2 separate regions of the Homo sapiens genome follow, and region 2 is linked to region 1. Evidence: chromatin loops called from intact Hi-C (ENCODE). Cell type or tissue: gastrocnemius medialis. All regions are shown on one strand. Links, peaks and the distances in the headings refer to the core of each region. The heading gives the core; the rest is flanking DNA. Region 1 overlaps SGMS1 (sphingomyelin synthase 1). Region 2 overlaps PRKG1 (protein kinase cGMP-dependent 1).

Evidence for each region. Peaks named below come from ENCODE experiments on the same cell type or tissue, not always from the same donor. Only the 100,000 strongest peaks of a DNase experiment are listed, where the experiment ranks them.
Region 2: it touches region 1 in a loop (5-fold over the local background); 1 of 110 quality-filtered maps calls a loop at or near these places.

Annotation. Positions count from the first base shown.
Region 1 is chr10:50,383,694-50,388,094 of GRCh38, forward strand. The region is part of intron 6 of SGMS1 (sphingomyelin synthase 1); the gene reads right to left. Among named protein-coding and RNA genes, the nearest start is that of ASAH2, 130 kb to the left of the region's middle. In gastrocnemius medialis, for the core only: no CTCF peak of the experiment used is centred there; a DNase peak (open chromatin) is centred at 2,068; H3K27ac peaks cover 3,901 bases.
Region 2 is chr10:52,254,762-52,259,162 of GRCh38, forward strand. The region is part of intron 10 of PRKG1 (protein kinase cGMP-dependent 1); the gene reads left to right. Among named protein-coding and RNA genes, the nearest start is that of PRKG1-AS1, 57 kb to the right of the region's middle. In gastrocnemius medialis, for the core only: no CTCF peak of the experiment used is centred there; DNase peaks (open chromatin) are centred at 2,730 and 4,220; H3K27ac peaks cover 4,000 bases.

The DNA.
Region 1 (4,401 bases), core at 226-4,225:
TATAAATATTGCTCTATTTACACACACACATATAATCTATATATCCTATATTATTAAGATATATCCATTGCTTTTCTTCAATAGGCACAAAGATGCCATTTTTTCAGTATAAAATAAAGACTATGTAATAGAAAGGGGCTTTGGCTCAGGGCTAGGGCTATGTTTAGTAATATTTAAAACGAGGTAGCTATAAAGCATAGCAGTTAATGTGGTGCTATACACTGAATATAGACCTTTTGGGGATAATTAGATCATGATAGCAGAGCCATCATGAATGGGATCAGTGCCCTTATAAAGGAGACCCTAGAGGACTTCTTCAACCCTTCTGCCACATGAGAGTACAGTGAGAAGACAGCTGTCCAGGAGAAGGAGGGAATCAGCTAGCACCTGGATCATGGACTTTCTAGCCTCCAGAACTCTGAGAAACAAATTTCAATTGTTTATACGCCACCCAGTCTATGGTGTTTTGTTATAGAAGACGGAATGAACTAAGACACATGGGCCTTGGAATCTCCAAGACTATTAAGATTTTTTCTTCCTTCACTCACTAATGATTACCATTTGTATGATCTTGAGTAAGTTATCTAACATTTGAGCCTTTTGTTTCTTTATCCTAAAATGAAAATAAATAATATCAACCTCAGATAGATTTTTAAACTTTTTCTAACTTACTTTCTTTCTCTCTTTCTTTTTCTCTCTCTCTCTCTCCTTTCCTTCCTTCTTTCTCCTTTCCCTCTTCCTCCCTCTTTCCTCTCTTTCTCTCCTTCCTTCCTTCCTTCCCTCCTTCCCTCCATCCCTGCTTGCCTTCCTTTCTCTTTTCTTTTCTCTGAAATGCAAGTGGTGCAATCACAGCTCAGCAGTCTCCCACCTCAGCCTCTGGAGTGTTGGGGACTACAGGTGTGTGCCACCATGCCAGGTTATTTTTAATTTTATTTTTGTAGAGAAGAGTTCTCACTCTGTTGCCCAGCCTGGTCTCGAACTTCTGGGCTCAAACAATCCTCTTGCCTCAGCCTCCCAAAGTGCTGTTATTACTGTCATGACCCACTGTGCCCGGCCTACTTTCTATTTTGAAATAATTTTAGGTTTAAAGAGAAGCTGCAATAGTACAAAAAACTGAGGCATACCCTTCACCCAGAGTCCTTTATATTATCAACTTAGATGAGGATAGTACAATGATCAAAACCAAGGAATTAACATGGTTAGAATTCTGTTAACTAAATGACATATCTTCTTTTTAATTTCACAAATTTCCCCTCTAATAGCCTTTTCTCTGTTCCCACAATTATTTAGTGTCCCCTTAGTCTCTGCTAATACGTGGCAGTTCCTCAATCTTTCTTCACCTTTCATGACCCTGACAGTTGAAGGGTGCTAGTTTTTTTTTACCGAATATCTCCAGTTTGGGTTTCTCTGATGTTTTCTCTTGATTAAATTGAGGTTATGCATTTTTGGCAAGAATGCCCCAGAAGTAATGTTGTGTTCCACTCTGATCATATCAAAGAACAGAAGCTATCCATCTGCCCCATTACTGGTAACACTAACTTTGATCCATTGTTTAAGTTAGTAACCTCAGAGAGTTGTTTTTTTACAGGTCCTAGAAAACAGTAGGTCTTCAATAAATGGCAGCTATTATTATGGTAAAGTTCAGACTAAGAACAAGTTTTGAATCAGGTAGACTTGGATTCCAGTTCTCACTCTCCCAGTTTCTGCCATGTGATCATGGGAAAGGTTTTTAACTTCCCTAGTCCTCTTTCCTTCAGTGTACCACAAAAACAAAGCTACCTGAAAAGTTACAAAGTTTTAATCAAGTTACCATAAAGGTTAAATGAAATAACATATGTAAAAGTACTCAGTACCTATGTTTTATAAGTGCTCCATGAAATCAATCACTGTTCTTTTAAGCGAGTTGTCATGTTCTGCGAAATAATCACTATGAACTAAGATAAAGGAACCTGAGATCTGATTACAAAAAAAAAGGTGACTTAGGGGCATGCTGGGAGTAGGAGAGGAAGATGTCAGATGAGCTAGGAAGGCATGGGAGAACCTTGGCCGTGTGACAGCCAATGGCATGTCTCTCTTGTTTCATTTTATTTTTTCCTTGGATAAACAAGTTTTGCAATTAGAGCTTGAGAACACAAAAGGCATTCATGCTTGATTTCTAGCACATTAACCAGATGATGCAAGAGCCGAACCCCTGTTATGTGCTGTGAAGGGCTCTGTCTCACTTGTTCTCTCCTGTAAAACTACTATCCTCTGCTTGCTAGACCCTCTTGTGGGGCTTTTTAGGCTATGACATAGGACATCAAAAATTTTTCTTCTGCAGCTGTCTTTGCTGTTGTACTTGAGTTTAGATTATCAGATGGCAATTCTGCGATGCCTAACACATGGTAGTTATGTTATGAAATAATCCCGCCTTTTAAAATAGAAATCTAACACTGAAGAAACTGGAAAATAAATGTGAAACTAACCCTAGAGGGGTCTTAAGAGGCAAGTCAAAATTGTAAAGACTTCTCCATCAGTCTGCATGAAGAATTATAAAACTAATTATTGTGTCGCAGCCTTTCTGGATTTAACCTCAACTTTGGAAACACATGCCACTACTTACAAGAGTATAGTAACATTTACTGCACTGCAGGATGGAATGCATTACTTCATATAGCTTAGACGGTAATTTACAAAAGCATTATAGCATCCTTATGGGTTGAAGTAATTAGAAAATCAGTATGTGATGCCATAGCTTTTTCTACAGGATACTGTCATTACTAGCTAAGCTCTTCAGCGTCCACACCTTAAAGACTAGGAAGTTAAACAGCTTCCTATGTCCTCTCAATGCCTAAGTGGGAACCTGTATGCTGCTAAAATAAAACGCATGTGTAGTTCTCTGAACAAACCAATGTGACAGATGGAGCTTCATGCTCTGGCTCCTAGGCTAGGAAGGGGACCACAGGCCCAGGTGACGTCTAAGTTGCTATGAGGATTACTGAATTTTCAGAGGCCCAAATTGCCTAGCAGGTTAAGCAGAGAATTGAACAGGGGCCAAGAGTCCCAAGTTCTCTTCTCAGCACACCCCTGCCCCACCTGTGAGATGGAGGGGAGGAAACATCAATTCCCCACTGTCCTGCTCTGCCTAGCAAGGAGGGTGATGATAATAGCTAACACGTACTGAAAGCCTACTATGACCCGAGCTTTTTAAAAGTATAAGCTCACTAAATTCAAAGCAATTCTACAAAAAGGGATAAATGAATATCTATTGACAGGTGAGGAACCTAGGTACTCAAGGTTCCTGGTACTCAAGGTCAAATGGTACCAAGCAACCTGGTACTCAAGGTCAAGTGCCCTACAAAGGGTCACATGTTGAGCGGAGGAGTCCCAACAATAGGCTCCAAAGCCTGTGTGCTCCCCAACTGAGTAGTGCACCTCCAACTGGGGATACCATCGATGATGCTGATAGAAGATTCTGGAATGTGTTTTCAGTTCCTTAAAATGAGTTACCACACCTGGAGACAAATGCTGCCTAAAGGGGGAAATCCATGTAGTTTCACTTTCCTTAACCATTAAGGCAAAGTTATAAAAGCATTCCTTGGGGGTTCTTTCAGAGACTTCCCCTGCTCACTCCCTATCCCAGGTCAAAAAGCCTTCCACAAACACATACACCCACTTCCTCCAAAACTTCCACCATGGAGGGAGCTATTAGAAAAATCAAAGATCCGATTTATATGTGTTTGTGTGGATTTAATTACCTTACGCTATCTCTTTTTTCAAAAAGGACTTTCCCTCTTTATCGAAAAGGCAATATTCTCCCTGTAAGAAGATTCAGGCAATACAGAAATACAGAAAGTTAAATACATAGACAGACAGATAAACAGACACCGCAAGCCAAGCCTCCTCCATCTTATCTTTCAGAGATAACCAGTGCTAACAGGTATATATCCTTCAGGACAAATCTAATTGTCAAATGAAAAAAGCAAGGCGGCAGATTCATAGGTATTGTATATGCTAAAAGAAAATCCTTAGCTAAATTAAATTTAACAGAGGTTAATTGAGCAAAGAACGATTCATGAATCAAGCAGCCTCCCAAGCCACGGTAGGCTCAGAGACTCCAGCACAGCCACATGGTGGAAGATTTATAGAGAGAAAAAGGAAAGTGATGTACAGAAAGTGGAAGTGAGGTACAGAAACAGCTGGAGTGGTTACAGCTTAGTGTTTGCCTTATTTGAATACAGTTTGAACAATTGGCCCCCTTTGATTGACCAAAAATTGGTGATTGGCACAAGAGTAGGTTACAGTCTGTTTACACCTGCATTTAGGTACAGTTCACTATATACAGAGAAACCTTTACACTGAACTTAAAATATTTAAGGAGGCAGCTTTAGACTAAACTTGATTTAACATATGCTACCATTT
Region 2 (4,401 bases), core at 325-4,324, 1.9 Mb after region 1:
ATAGTTTATTATCAATTTTTGGACGTGAGTACATAATTTTGCCACATAATAAGAAACTTAAATGTGTTCAGTAAAGAGTCCAGAAGCTTAAAGTGAAGATCTTTTAGGCATAGGAATTGTAGTCTTAAGCTATTCAGTCTCTTCCTAAATACTCTCAGCATAACTGACATTCACTTGTTTAATATCAGACAGTATCCTGTTCACAACCATTTCCTCTGGGCAGTCATTTGGACTGCTTTCCTTTCTGTTTTCTGGCATGTGCCATATTTTCTGCCTATGTTCTTTATTTTTAAGAATGGTCTTTCTAATGTGTTCAGTTACTGTCTGTTTACAGTATGTCTTCCAGGAGAACACATTCCATTTATAGTATCACTTTCAGCAAAAGAACTCAGCTCTCTTTTTATATATGACTTATTAATTAAAGCTCTAAGCACTGCTGTAAGTCATCTAGGTAATCGTCTTCATTTACAAAGTATAACTGTAAAATAAGGAGGTTGTTTTACAAATTACAAGTGAAAATTAGTCCCATTGCCTTATAGTCATATTCCCAATTTACTCTACTTTTGTCCCTGCGAGAAAGGCACCTGCTTTTCAGAATAGATTTGTATGACTCAAAGACAAACTGATTTTTTAATATGCCAATAATATGTAGTCGGTGCTTTAAATATTAGATATTTAATCTGTTTATTTAGCAATCCACATATCTCCTATACCAGAGCGGCAAACTTGGATAAAGCACAGGAACAAATATAAGATAAACATAACCTCTGTCTTTTTGGATTATATTCTTTCTGCATCAGTTATTATGTATATATGTAGTGAGCTCTATGATTGAAGATAAAAAATTTAATAAATAGAATAGTTCTTAGCTCTAGAGACTCACAGTCTACTGGGAGGGGCAATCATGTAAACTAATAAACTCATAAGCAAAGCATGATCAGCAGGGGTTCAGTGTGTGGAGGAACAAGACGTCTTGCAGGAGATAGCATTTCTGAGGCAGAGGGAGAGTTAAGGCATCAACATAAGTAACCTGATGCATTATGGAACATACTTAGTAAAATGAAACTATTGAAGAAACAAATGTTTATTAATAAATATTATTTCTTTAATAAAATAACCTTTCATTTGAACCCTACTTTATAATCTTCAAATTACTTTCATGTTCATTGTATAATTTTGCCCTTATAGCTACTCTGTGAGGAGAACATGAGACATGATCCACATTTTACAGGAAAGAAGACAAGAATAATGTATTTATGTGGTTTAAGGCCACTTAGTCATTGAAAGAGCTGTTGTTATTGCCCAGAATTACTGATTTTTTAACTAGAAGCTTTTTCTGCCATTCTGGGTTTTAAAAATATTTGGATTCTTACCACCACCATCAACAACCACCCCCAAATCAAACAAGTGTTACTTCATTGTTATATGTACACCTTTGCTTTAAAAAAATTCTTCTGGAATTCAAGAACCTGAATTAGAACTAAATCTAGAATAGATGTAGTAATTGTCTGCTGTGTGCCTCTCTTTTTGTTATATCCTCAGAGGCTCCCCTTTCTCTAAATCCTTTTCTGCTCCTAGTTTAATGGCAAAATACCTGCAGAGAAAAAAAATCCGACAGTGTAACATGGTAGCTAGAAGCTAGAGCTCTAGAATTAGGCTTTCTGGATTCAGATATTACCCATTGTGTATGCTTAGTCATTTACTTAAAACTTTCTGAGCCTTGCTTTTCTTGTCTCTGAAATGATGATAATAATAGGATATGTACCTCACAAGGTTGTGAAGATTAAACGAGTTAAAGCCCTCAAAATAGTGTCTCACACATCATAGGTCAGTAAATGGTGTTAATGTTGTTATTGTTGCTATTATTATTAAAGCATGCTAATGATAGTTCTTTTTATTTATCACTTCCAGCTATAAGCATAGAAAAGGAAGGGAATGAAAGTATTTTACTCTTTTCTTTTCCATTGCTAGGCCAAGGCCTGAGAGTGCAACCATTATTCCAATATAAGTAAGAGCCAGAGGTCTTCAAATGACCTTCAGTGATAACCTCTATTAAATTTCTCCAGACCACTAAGCTCTTAACTTTCTGATCTGTCATGAGAGGAGATGGGAAACAATTTTCAATATCCCTTATGCTGAACCTGTGTGCCCCTGAAGTAGCCTGCTTTTATTCATCCATTTCACTTCTAAATTGTGAAGCCCCACCTCTTAACCTCTCAATGGGAAATCATTTTCAGTGCAAACTGCTGAATCATACCTAGTTCCTCTCCAGCCTTCTTAACCCATGGCACCTCAGTTGGGCATAATAAAGACCTGGCTCTTGGCAAGTTGAATACAAAAGTTACCTCTCATTCCTTCTCTGCTGCAGTTCAGTTTCTAAACCACATAACTGGATTGCCCAGGAAAAGAAAATGTGGTAGTCGCGAGAACCAATTTATGCTAAGACAAGGAGGTGTATTTCACAGGGTGTGTCTGTTCATGACATCCATACCACTCTCACAGCATTTTTGCCAGCTGCCTTGGCACTATAAAAACAAGCAAGCAGGCTTGGAGTGCTATGTAAACCAATTGAAAAAAAAATAGAAACTAAGAGGTGATTAAGCAAGAAGTTAGGTGATAAACCCATTGCTCAGTCAGCAGGGTCTTATTGCGAAAGGTGAGCAACTTAACTCCAAAGGGAAACCCCATGTAAGATGAAAACATTTCAAGAGCTTCCTACTGCCAAGCCGCACAGCAATGAAACAGAATAGCTATGGAGATCTTTGGGCAGTATTGCCATGTGTACCCACGGTGATTTATGCTACATCGGACACCTGGGGAAACCCTGCTGCCCTAAGGCCTTGCATCCTCTGTGACTAAAGTGAGTAAGGACTCAATACTGGTTGAAACTGAAAGTTTGCTTCATTTTAACACAGCCTCTTCTTTAGTAGTACTCTGTGGTTTATTATTAAATATGTAATTCTCATGTTATGTTTATTCTTCAAAAGAATAAAAACGGACAAAAATTATTAACTCTAATAAATAGCACTCATTTCTCAGAAAATAAGTTCTTCAGAGAACTAATGAAAATCCCATCTAATAAACACTAATTGAGCATCAGTAGGTGTAGTAACAATATACTGCAACTGCTAAAATAACCACATGACAGTTTCAATGCAGAAATTACAAGTAGTAAAGCTTATCTCTACTTTGGTATATGCAAATAAAGTAAGATAAGCATTACTTCATCTCATTATTGTAGAATAAATTTCTTTTGTACATTGATAATTATAATAAAATTTAGATTACATGAATGAAAACAAATATGTTACTTTCTAACCCATCTTGTGAAATTACAGAAATTTTATATATTAGCAATCAATTGAAATGCCTATTTTTTCTTACAAGTAGTTGAAGTTAGTATCCTACCACAAGATAAAATGTTAATAGTTTCTCCTCTAAACCTGCATATGATTTTAGAATAATCACTATAAATCTAGAATGCACTGGGCATGTCTTTCCAAAGCTTAAAATAATTGGTGATAAAACAGCTCTTACAAAAGTTGACATTTAGGTCATACTTGCCTTTTTTGTTTTCTATGACATAAATATTATTTCTTTAATCCAAGAAATATTATTTCTTTAATAAAATAACCTTTCATTTGAACCCTACTTTATAATCTTCAAATTACTTTCATGTTCATTGTATAATTTTGCCCTTATAGCTACTCTGTGAGGAGAACATGAGACATGATCCACATTTTACAGGAAAGAAGACAAGAATAATGTATATATGTGGTTTAAGGCCACTTAGTCATTGAAAGAGCTGTTGTTATTGCCCAGAATTACTGATTTTTTAACTAGAAGCTTAATAATGGGTACATCATATTAGGCAAAAATCATCTGTTTTAAAACATCCAAAATATTTGTGGGATATAAAAATATCTGACATGATTCCTGCCCTCAAGGAATTTCTGCCCCCTCCTAAGAAAGAAGATAAGATTAACATATTGGAAAAGTAGCAAACAAAATATTATGCTATTGTGTTAAATTAAAAATTATGCAGAAATGTTCTTAGTATTTCATCAGGAGAGAGGTCATTTGAAATTGATGGAATAGAAGAAGGCCTGGGAAGATATACAGAACTGAAGCCAGGCAGTGGAGAATAGGTTGGGATTTAAATGAACAGATGGGGAAAGGCCATTCTGAGAAAAGGCCATTCCAGGCAAGGGTTACAACATAAAAGGCCACATGTTGTCACAGGACACCAAAGCAAGTGACCAGACTAGAGTGAATTACTGTGGGAGGAGCAGAGAGAAATATTAGATAGCTGATCAGTAGAGTATGATTGTTTATATTCTTTAAAAAGATTAGACTTGCCAAAAAAAAAAAAAGAGTTGTTTGGACATTAAGTAATGAAAG